Linked DNA regions of Homo sapiens: region 2 is linked to region 1. A link is a loop called in an ENCODE intact Hi-C map of the cell type or tissue named here. Cell type or tissue: pancreas. All regions are shown on one strand. Each heading gives the region's core, and the rest is flanking DNA. Links, peaks and the distances in the headings are about the cores only.

What was found. Peaks named below come from ENCODE experiments on the same cell type or tissue, not always from the same donor. Only the 100,000 strongest peaks of a DNase experiment are listed, where the experiment ranks them.
Region 2: a loop joins it to region 1, with 2.7 times the contacts of the local background. A loop is called at or near these places in 8 of 110 quality-filtered maps.

The regions. Positions count from the first base shown.
Region 1 is chr7:155,410,216-155,415,589 of GRCh38, reverse strand. It overlaps LOC105375594 (a long non-coding RNA gene), which reads right to left and starts at 887. Exons shown (of 4, transcript XR_928239.3): 1 at 660-887; 2 at 223-371. In pancreas, for the core only: CTCF peaks have their summits at 2,537 and 2,736; a DNase peak (open chromatin) is centred at 2,779.
Region 2 is chr7:155,766,345-155,771,718 of GRCh38, reverse strand. RBM33 (RNA binding motif protein 33) reads right to left here. Exons shown (of 18, transcript NM_053043.3): 16 at 5,064-5,252. Among named protein-coding and RNA genes, the nearest start is that of SHH, 43 kb to the left of the region's middle. RefSeq lists a silencer at 3,104-3,297. In pancreas, for the core only: a CTCF peak has its summit at 3,178 (motif pointing right); no DNase peak of the experiment used is centred there.

The sequences.
Region 1 (5,374 bases), core at 65-5,064:
AATCTGAGAATCACAGTCTTAAGAGGAATCCAGTTCCAAACCTCAAAACTTCCTACAGATTCTTTCTCCCTCTTGGCCTTGAAGCCTTTTGCCCCTGGCAAGTCAGTGAGTCTCTCATTTCACCTCTCATGGGGAATGAGTCTGACGCTGCCCATGCTCCCAGCCCGGTCCTCTAAGGCCTGGTCGGGAGGGTGGGGGTGCAGGACACATTTGTCCACTCACCTCTGGAGCAAAACTCAGCAACATGCTGGGCTTCAAGTCCAGTGATTCGGAAGGATGACAGTAACCCGTGTGGGAAGCCCCGGGGCCCGGCGCAGCCATGCACTGGTTCTTTGACGTCCTGTCTGCTGCTTCTGCTTTGCCTCTTTGTGCTTTAATAGGACACCGCGATTTTTCATTATAAAATCCCCCAAGTGCATAATGTTTTGAAATCATTTATGAGAATAAAGAACCGCCACATGCTGTGAAAGGAAAATAAATCTTGGGGCTCCAAAATCACTAAGCTAAAGGGAAAAGTCAAGCTGGGAATTGCTCAGGGCCAACCTGCCTCCCACTCTATTCAAAGTCACCCTTCTGCTCACTGAGATAAACGCATCTCTTGTTGCCTCCTTTGGAGAGGCTAATCAGAAACTCAAAAGGATGCAACCATTTGTTTCTACCTGTGACCTGGAAGCCCCTTTCCTGCTTCCTGTCTTGGCTTCAAGTTGTCCCGCCTTTCTGGACCGAGGTCCCGCCTTTCTGGACCAAGCCAATGTTCATCTTGCATATGATGATTGATGTCACTGAGGCCCCGCCTTTCCAGACCAAGCCAGTGTTCATCTTACATACGTTGATTGATGTCACTGAGGCCCTGCCTTTCTGGACCAAGCCAATGTTCATCTTACATAGGTTGATTGATGTCACTGAGGCCCTGCCTTTCCGGACCAAGCCAATGTTCATCTTGCATATGTTGATTGATGTCACTGAGGCCCCGCCTTTCCGGACCAAGCCAATGTTCATCTTACATATGTTAATTGATGTCGCCGAGGCCCTGCCTTTCCGGACCAAGCCAATGTTCATCTTGCATATGTTGATTGATGTCACCGAGGCCCCGCCTTTCCGGACCAAGCCAATGTTCATCTTACGTATGTTGATTGATGTCTCATGTCTCCCTAAAACGTATAAAACCAAGCTGTGCTCTGACCACCTTTGGCACGTGTGGTCAAAACTTCTGAGGCTGTGTCACAGACACACATCCTTAACTTGGGCAAAATAAACTTCGTAAATTGACTGAGACCTGTCTCAGATTTTGGGGTTCACAATGCTAAACACTAAAATCGAAGTTTTAGAGTCAAACATGTTTCCGTTTCCTTAGAAACCAACATTTTAGGGGAAAAAGGAGAGATAAAATCATGTATTTTTATTTCTAAGCATTTATATTAGTTTTAGACTCCGCCCATGAGTGCTGGTTATTCCCTGGAGCTCATGAAGTGGCTCATGGGGTCTTGGTTGCTTCGTTGATGAGTCAGACATAGATGAAGACCTTGTGGTTGCTCTGAAAAAAGCGTCAGAAGAACAATGGTTATCGTTACTCATTTTAATCCCTGGAATTGAAGCTCCAAGGGCAGAGACTTTTGTCTGTTTTGTTCACTGCAGTGCCCCAAATAGAGGAGGCCTCAGTAAATGTCTGTCTAATGAGTGCATGAACACATGGATGACAAACACTTGACAAGATTGCGTTCTTCCTGAACTGGACAAGGCCGAGTCCTCCACGCGCTCATTCATTCTATCCATCGTTCCTGCTCCTCCCTGACCGCCAGCTCCTAGCACAGCACTCGGCTCACAGCAGGCACTCACCCAGTATCTGCGGAATGAGTGAACATCACAAAGGAAAGTTAGGGACCCCTCCCGTGGACTTGCTCCCCACCCAGGTGGGCTCCCAGCATTGGAGAAAGAAGTCGGTGAGGCGTCAGTGCCACCCCTGCTGCCCAGCGGCTGCTTTCCTTAGAACCTCACCTGGACGAGAAACCGCTTTGAGAGGTGAGGGCTTCTCTGCCTGCTGAGCTGGTGCTCTGCCTCATTCCTGGAGGACGGCCGGAGCACCCTCACCGCCCTGGCACCCTGCCTTTCCTGTGCTTGTCCACCGGGCCCACCAGCCTCTCTGACCCCAGGGCCTGTCCACTCCCTGACCAGCCACCAGGAACCGTCCACAATGAACGCCTCCCTTCCCCAGAGACCCTCGTCATCATCAGAATCACAGCCACCATTGATGCCCAGCTACTACACGCCTGGCAGGACACACATGTCCCATCAGCCTCAGAGCCAGGGCCTGAGGCACACGGGTTACCCCTAGGTCATGGACGGGAACAGCAACCACTCCCTGCAGTGACCGCATCTCAGGGTGCGGCTCCTCCTCGGTACCTGGTGTGGCTGCTCTGGTTCCTCCCCTGTTGTCACCACAGCAGCCCAGAACGGGTCCCCTTCAGCCTGTTCCCCTGTCCTTCCTCACCCTGCTGCTGGAGTAAGCCTTCTAAGAAGTGAGCCGGTCCCCATGGCTCACAGAATGGATTGCAAACTCCTCAGAGGGAATGGCAAAGCTGTGGGTGCCACGCGCCTGCCCTCCCAGCCTGGCTCCCAACACCCCTGCACCACACACTGTGCGGCAGGTGCACTGGTCCCCGGCAGCTGTGACTTCCCAGGGGACCACCTCTCCCTTTCACCTTCTCTGCCAGGCAGATGCGAGTCTCCGGACTTGATCAAGCGCCCTCTAGGGGGCTTTCCTGTGCCTGCAGACACAAGGCACAGCAGCGCTCCCACGTCCTCCCTGGCAGGGTGTGCACACCCGATGCCACCTTCCATGTCAGGATATTGGAATCATTCGGGTCCACATCCAGGTCTGCCGCGTGATGCTGAGGTTCTCCAGGGCCGGGGCAGGGCCTGGGTGATTCCAGGTCCCAAGCCCTCCAGGCACCTCCTGCATGGGATGGAGCCACGCTCTACACGCTGTCCCTGTCTGCAGAGGTGACATCTCACTGTCGTCACAGGAACGACATGCAGCATAGAGAGGCAAGAATTGCTTCCGGCATGTGGAGACCTGGCTCTTCCACATGCAGCTGGGGGGCCTGAGGCATGCAGTCTACCCTGCTGTGCCTCTGTTTCTCCAGGGGTGACAGAATGAGGTGAGAACATTCCTGACTATTCTAAGCATCCAAGGAGGGATGCCCAGGGATGCCCGGGCTGTGAGGCCCTGGGGTGGGATGGCCTGCTCTCGTCTCTAACGCCCTGCCTTGCTCCGGACACCTCTCGCTTCCACGCTATTTGTGTTGCGCTTCTGGCTTCTCAGACCTTGTTGCAGGCTTAGTATGTGTGAGTCTCACCCCGTCACGTGACATGGGCAAAGCATCATCACTCCACTTCACAGGCAAGGAGGATCTGCAAGGGACAAGTGACGCAGTCAGGCCCCAGCACTTGTTGGTGGCAGAATCCAACTCAGACCCGGGGCTCCTCTTTCTCATTTAGCTCCTTTGATTTCTGTGTGGCCGGGTCCTGGCAGGGGACCACCTGCATTCTCATAATAATACCAATGATGATGGCCATGATGATGGTGATGAAGATGACGATGATGATGGTGATGATGATGGTGATGAAGATTACGATGACGATGATGGTGATGATGATGGCATTGAAGATGATGGTGATGATGATGGTGATGAAGATGATGGCAATGAAGATGATGGTGATGATGATGGCCATGATGATGGTGATGATGATGGCTAACTTTTACTGAGCATGTTGCTATGCCGAATATTCATATTATTTCAGTTAAGCTTCGCAGCAGCCTTATGAGGTTGATACTATTATTATCATCCCCATTTCCTAGACCAGAAAACTGAGGCACAGAGAGACTGAGTAACTCCCCAGATCACACTGTTGGCTGGAGGGGTCAGCCCTTGGTCGCTCTGTGGCTCCAGCAATGTGGTGGATGGGTGGTGGTCATCTTTGGGGCTGACAGTTGGGTTTTAGGGCATATGTTTAAGACTGTCAAATAAGGGGGAGGCACTAAGGCACCTCCACATCTGCAGTGAGTGTCTGCTGTGGGTGAGCCCTGTGGGGCCTCAGTGGTAGGTGGGGGACGGCACATTAGGGCTGGGCTTTGCAAGGGGTCTCTGGAAGGCCTTCTGAGGAAGGCTCACCGAGTTCCTCAGAGGGAGGCTGTGGGAAAGCAGGAGGGGAGAGACCCCCCAGATGACCTGGAGGGACCCCCTCTTCCTGGGAAAAGGAGGTAAGAGTGGTGGGGAGGCCTTGGTCGGGAACTGGCAAAGGTCACAGTGAGGAAGAGGCACATTACGGGCCCTGGAGCAAGGTCACAGTGGTTAGTGAGGAGGCAGGGAGCCCCAGGGGACTCCTGGCCCAAGAAGAGGGAGGAAACTTGGGGGTCTCTATTATTAGATGTTGGCAGAACAATGGCTTCCCCATGATGTCCATGATCAAATCCCTAGAACCTGTGGGTCTGTTGCCTTGTGTGGCCCGGGGGACTTTGCAGATGAGACTGAGGCCCTGGAGACAGGAGAGTGTCCTGGGTCTTTCCTAGCTAAGGCCAGGGGCAGGTGTGACTAGGAAAGATGGCCAGACAGAGGCAACTTTGCTGCCTGTGAAGATGGAGGAAGGGACCATGTGCTAAGGAATGTGGGCAACCCGAGAAGCTGGAAAAGGCAGGAAACTGTTCCCCTCCCAGAGCCTCCAGAAGGACCCAGCCTGGCCAACACCTTGACCTTAGCCCAGTGAGACCTGGGCCGGCCCTCTGGCCTCCGGGACTGTAAGGTAATGCATGCGTGCTGTTCCAAGCCACTAAGCTTGTAATTTGTTACAGCAGCCACAGGAAACTAGGAAACTGATACAATATGCAACAGGGCTTCCAGCCAGGAGCTATCCCCCAGTTGGCCAGGTCTGGAGAAGCGGGGGCTGCATTCCTATTCATGGTAATTACAAGAAGAAGGGCATCTGGCGAGGAATGTCATCTCCCCTAAGGCAATGCAACTTACAAGGACTAGCCTGCTTCTGGGACAGGGGAGCAGAGGGGATGGGTTACCCCTCAGATCTCTGCAGCCCTGCTTCCAGGAGAGATGCTATCTGAGCAATTTCCTCTGCATGGTGCGGTGCAGGTAAGTCATCAGCCAGGTGACGCAGGGCAGGAAGGGGAGACTTGACTCCGTGGCTTCAGACGCGGCCATCTGTGCATTCCTGCTGACCCTTGGCTCTCTCCTGACCCTTGGCTCTCTCCTTAGCATGGGAGCATGATCCCCGCGTCACCAGGCTGCTGGCTGGCCCAGGTGCAGGGTCCTCAGGGAGTCCCAAAGGGTGCGTGAAGTGGAGCCTGGGCATTGGAGCGTGGCCC
Region 2 (5,374 bases), core at 322-5,321, 360 kb before region 1:
AAAGAAAATATCATGCAGTTCTTTTGGGAAATAACATTTCTAGATATATGTGGTGACTTTATTTCCTTTGGGCAATTTCACAATGTGAAATGAGGGTATCAGGCTGCCAATCATACAATATTTGGTATCAGGTTTTACTTGTAATCTACGTAGCTTAAAAACCTCGATTTGATTGAGAAGCTATCCGTGAAGAAAGCATTAACTTCCAGTGAGATTCTTCAATCAGAGGAATGCCTTGGTTTTCAGTCACTCAACATAATGAACAAGCGTGCTGCCCTAAAATTTGCTTCCTGTCTACCCTCTCTCCTTACATTTTTGTACCTTCTTTCAGAAATAAACCCTGTTTTCTAGATACAAAATTGTAGAAATTGTCAATATTCAACCATTTTTGACCTACCAAAATGACAAGTATTCGTGATTTATTAGGAGCAGAGGAAAAGAAACTTTCCAGTGAAAGCTTAAAGACATGGTCGCCAGCTTCCACTGTGAAAATATACACGTCTACACACCTGAGCAACACGCTATCATAGAGTTAAAACTTTTCTTCACCCAGAACAAACCACAAGTTAGAATTTGTCTCAAGTCTACATACTGACCTATGTAAGGACCTCCTTCTTCACCCCCAGCCCCCACATAACGTACTGGCAGGGAGAGGGGAAAGCCTGGCACACCAGCTCTCACCCTGATTGGCTTTTCATTTTTCAGAGACATCTTCAGACAACTTCTGAGGAAATCTCACTGGGCTACTAAATAAGTAGCAAATGCAAGTTAAAAGAATACACTTCAGCTGGCAGCTTCACACATGTGTACCCAGCAATCCCATCCAGAACCGTAAGATCGAATCAACAACCATGCCACCTGGCAGCGAAAAGCTTCCATGTTGTTCAGAACCCGCCTCTTTTCCCCATGAAAAGTTCTTCCTCTTTTGAGGAAGAGTCTGTGCATGTGTGTACATGTCTGTGCATGGCTGTGGTTGTGTGTGTGCATGCATGTATAAAGATAACTAAAATGTTACAGGATTACAACTGATTCTGCAATCCTAAACACCAAGCTCTTTTTCTCCCTCTGGCCAACAATTCTAGCACCTTAAGGAATCACTTAAAGGAAAAAAAAAAAAAAAAAAAGGTATCAGCTGCTTTTAAACACAAGTCAAACTGCTTAAAATAGGCCCAATTTATAAATCATGAGAGATGTAAATTCTTGAGCCCCACCCTAGAGCAGAGTCTGACACTAGAGCGGGTGGGGGAGGCACTCCCTGGCAGGAAGGGCCGAGAGCCCCTGCAGAGCCTCAGTGAGCCTGCTAAGCATTTCTGTATGGAACGGTGTGCAGGACTGGCCCATGGGGCTCCCCTCTACACACAGGTCATTGTGTGACCAACCTCCTGTTGGAAATAGGGCGCCTGAAGCCTGCACACGATTCCAGCGGTGGGCTGAGTGGTAAAGAAAGGTTCACAACAGTGCTCTGGGCAACTCCAGCCCGCACCGAGTTTTCTGCCCCATTTCAAGTTTTCATCTATTATCATAACATGCTGGGTCTTCCTGGACACCAATTCTGGCACTTCCCCTGAATTTCAACGTTTGGGCTCTCCTGCACATCCCGGGCGCGTTGCTCCTTTTGCTCTGGTTTAATTTTAAAACGTCTCCTGACCTCTCCTTTTCCCTTTTCACTCCTGGTTGTCCCATCTTCCCTGTCTTACGCATGCTTCTCCTCTAAAGCACAGACAAGCTCTGTGTTCTCACACAGGTCTCTTCAATCCTCCTCCTCCTTTTGGAATGATTAACAACCGTGTTCTCAGAACCCTGTGGGAGAGCCTCCAGTTAACTAGCTTTTCCGTTGTGGCTTCCCATCATGTGCCCACACACATCTGTTCTTTAAGCCTGTGACGTGGGCTTTTCTGGAATCCGTGTCTGACACTGCTTAGTGTTTTCTTTCTCAATTGTCCAAACTTCAAAACAACTCAGCTGCTCACTCAAGATTCCAACATTTTCTACTTCACCAACCAGGCCTTCCTGCAGTCAGAACCAGACGTAAAGGGGCTGTCTTCTCGGTGATCCACTTTATCTTAGAAGCAGAAGCAGAATCAGTCAGTCAGACGCCGAGATGATCCCACCTTCCACCGAGTTCACAGGGCCTCCATGGTGGGCTGAGATCCGCTCTGCAAAGGGCAGATTCTTCTCTGAGCGGTACTCTCTACATTTCCATGCCTACCCCCAAATCAGCAGCGTCAGGGAGAGGCTTCTGCACTGCATCTCCGAGGGCTCTCCTCAGCAGCCTCTGGGGGACGGCAGCCCCCCTGGCCTTGGGAGCAAAGCTGACTCGGGAGAAGTCGGTCACTAGGGCCCAGCCAGGGAGGCTGTGCGCCCACTCCCCTTCTTCCCGCTGCTTTAATGTGCTTTCCCGCAAGAAACACAGATGACGGTTTCTTGCTTCTTTCAGTTCCTTCCAGATGACACCCAGGAAGAACGAAAGAGTTCCTATGTGGTTTATGAGTAGACAGAAAAAAAAAATATCTAGTCTTCGAAGAATCAAGTTCTTGTCAAGTTACAATTTCTGAAACATGGTTACAGTTCGAAACTTTTTGGAAGACCATCTTCTGGTTATGACATTTCTACGAAATCTTCTCATTCTTCCTCACTGAGTCTATAGATAAATGTCTTTGAAATGGACTTTCTGGAGAGGCTTATTAATGTAGTTTAAGGAAGTAAAACACTAATCTGAGAACAAAACTGGCTACCACATCACTGCTACACTGAGAAAAGTTCTCAAATTCCATGGGTTTAAAAAGTATAGTTAACATGCAGTGACAGCCGGGTGCGGTGGCTCACACCTGTAATCCCAGCACTTTGGGAGGCTGAGGCGGGCGGATCACGAGGTCAGGAGATCAAGACCATCCTGGCTAACACAGTGAAACCTCGTCTCTACTAAAAATACAAAAAATTAGCCAGGCGTGGCACGCGTCTGTAGTCCCAGCTACTCGCGAGGCTGAGGCAGGAGAATCGCTTGAACCCGGGAGGCGGAGGTTGCGGTGAGCCCAGATCGCACCACTGCATTCCAGCCTGGGCGACAGAGCGAGACTCCGTCTCCAAAAACAAAAACAAAAAATAACATGCAGTTACTAGAATCTTCTAAAATTAAAAGGCCCAAAGGAATGAATATAGGTCCTCCTGGTGTAGACACCACCTGGCATTACACCAGTGAACACTAGGTGGTGCCATATCCCAAAGAGACAGAGACTCGACACTATTCCAAAACATTTAGGATAAAAAATATTTGTGGCTCACGCCTGTAATCCCAGCACTCGAAGGAAATGGAAGCAAATGGAAGGAAAAAGAGACCATTTAAGAGGTCTATACAAACCCACGGTACAAAATGCAAAATTCAATTTAAAAGACAAGACAGAAATTAGCTGGTTTGGCAATGACTCCAAGCATATTCTCACAATGTAGGCTCTGAGCCTCACTCAATGCTGTGAGAAGCAAACAGTACTTGCTGTTCAGGTATGGATCTTGACAACTCGATCACACTCAAAAATATTCAAGAAAATGATCAAGACTACACAGGATGAAGCAAAGTCCACAAAAGTAGCAGGTGACATATGAAAACAACAGTGCAACCCTTCTGCCCACAGGGAAGTGCAGATCGCCCCAAAGACAGGAGGACCAGCAGGACACTGGGCCACACACGTGAGGCCTCGCCAAGCGCACCCATCTGTGGCTCACAACAGACTAGGCTCAGGGTTTTTTCATCTGGACTCACTGCTACACAGTTACTGGACCAGAATTCTCCATCACCATTTATTTTGAGAATCTCAGATTAGGATAACCACATTTTAATCCATCTAAAATGCTCTAGTGTCTACCGTGTTCCTGCAAATTAATCCAGATTATGATCAATTGTTTTGAAATATCCTTAAACATACACTGTACGCTTCTAATAGCTGATGAAGTATTCCTAACTGCACCACTAGGGAGCCCGCTCTATCACAAACAGAAGCCAAGGCTTTGGGTTAACTTTCCATTACTACACACCAATAAAAATGAAACCTATCTCCCCAGGAAGCCAGTAATGAAGATGGCAGCAATTAAACCCAAGTAACATGTATGTTTCTGGAAGAGTTTTCATCTATTCATTTTTAGGAACTGTCAACAGCAGATGGAGATCTAAAACATGTACATTAATTACCCGTATCAACCCTAGTGTTAACATGTTTCCAAATCCACCCATGAAGCTAGAGGCTGTAAGAGATTCTTGAAAGAAAGCACTTTGGACTCCTCAGAACTCTGACATGTACTCTGTGCATCCAAAAATGTCTTATTTCCAAAGTGCTCTGCCCCCAGACACACCAGATCCCACCACGGGACGCACGGTGCGTGGCAATGGCAACAATGGGCACCACAGGTGGCACCTGACGGGGAGGCCAGAAATCGGACTGAACAAGCAGGTAGCTTCTTCGCTGGGTCAGCCTACAGAGACCAGGAGTTTCCGTGGAAAACCCTGTTTCCAGTGGACCTGGAACTGTGTTCCTTTTCATGCATCTCATTTGCAGCCAGCTCAGCAGGCATGTTTCAGCATTAGAGTTAGCCAGCTTTAAATTAAGAGATGAAGATACAATCCAAGATACTGTCATATTTGTAAAATCTAAACCAAGTCACAGCTATTTAGCACATGAAGCTATTTCTGGAAAGCAAGGAAAAGAAGGCTAAATACTTTAAAATGTAATGTTATTACAAATAAAACAAGTCATTTGATAGAACAAAAAATTTTGTATGTATGTGTGCAAGTGTGAACCTTCTATGACAATTAAAAGGATCTCAAAGGATAATCTGTTCAGCTGGGGTATTTATTTCTTAAAATTTATAACTAAGAATCTGAAAATTTCAAAATAAACGTTTGAGGCAAATGTTCTGATACTAAGTATGCACAACAGGTTATTTGTCTTACTTCCCAAGTATTATTTTAATATGAAGTAGCCAACACAAAGGGCACTGTGTTTTAAATCAAGAAATGATTTTGTCTTGGGACACAACTACCCGTGGCACAGATGCCACCCCCAGGCGGCTACCTGAATGGGTCCCACTGACATCAGCAGGCTCTTCAGCTGGGCATCCGTGGTGGACGAGGACAGCCCCTCCACAGACACCACGCAGGGCTGGGGCTTGCACTCCACCACCCGCAGGTTCTGCTTGTTTGGCATCAGGCGCCCCCGGCCCATGGGACCGGCCACTCCTCTGCCTCGTCCGTGCATGATGGCCTGGTGACAACAAAGGAAATACATTCAGAGTTTCAAGCCTGAGCTTCTTCGATAGTCACTAAGATATAAAAGTGAACAAATAACTTAGAATCCATTAAAATATACCATGAGCTACAGGATTT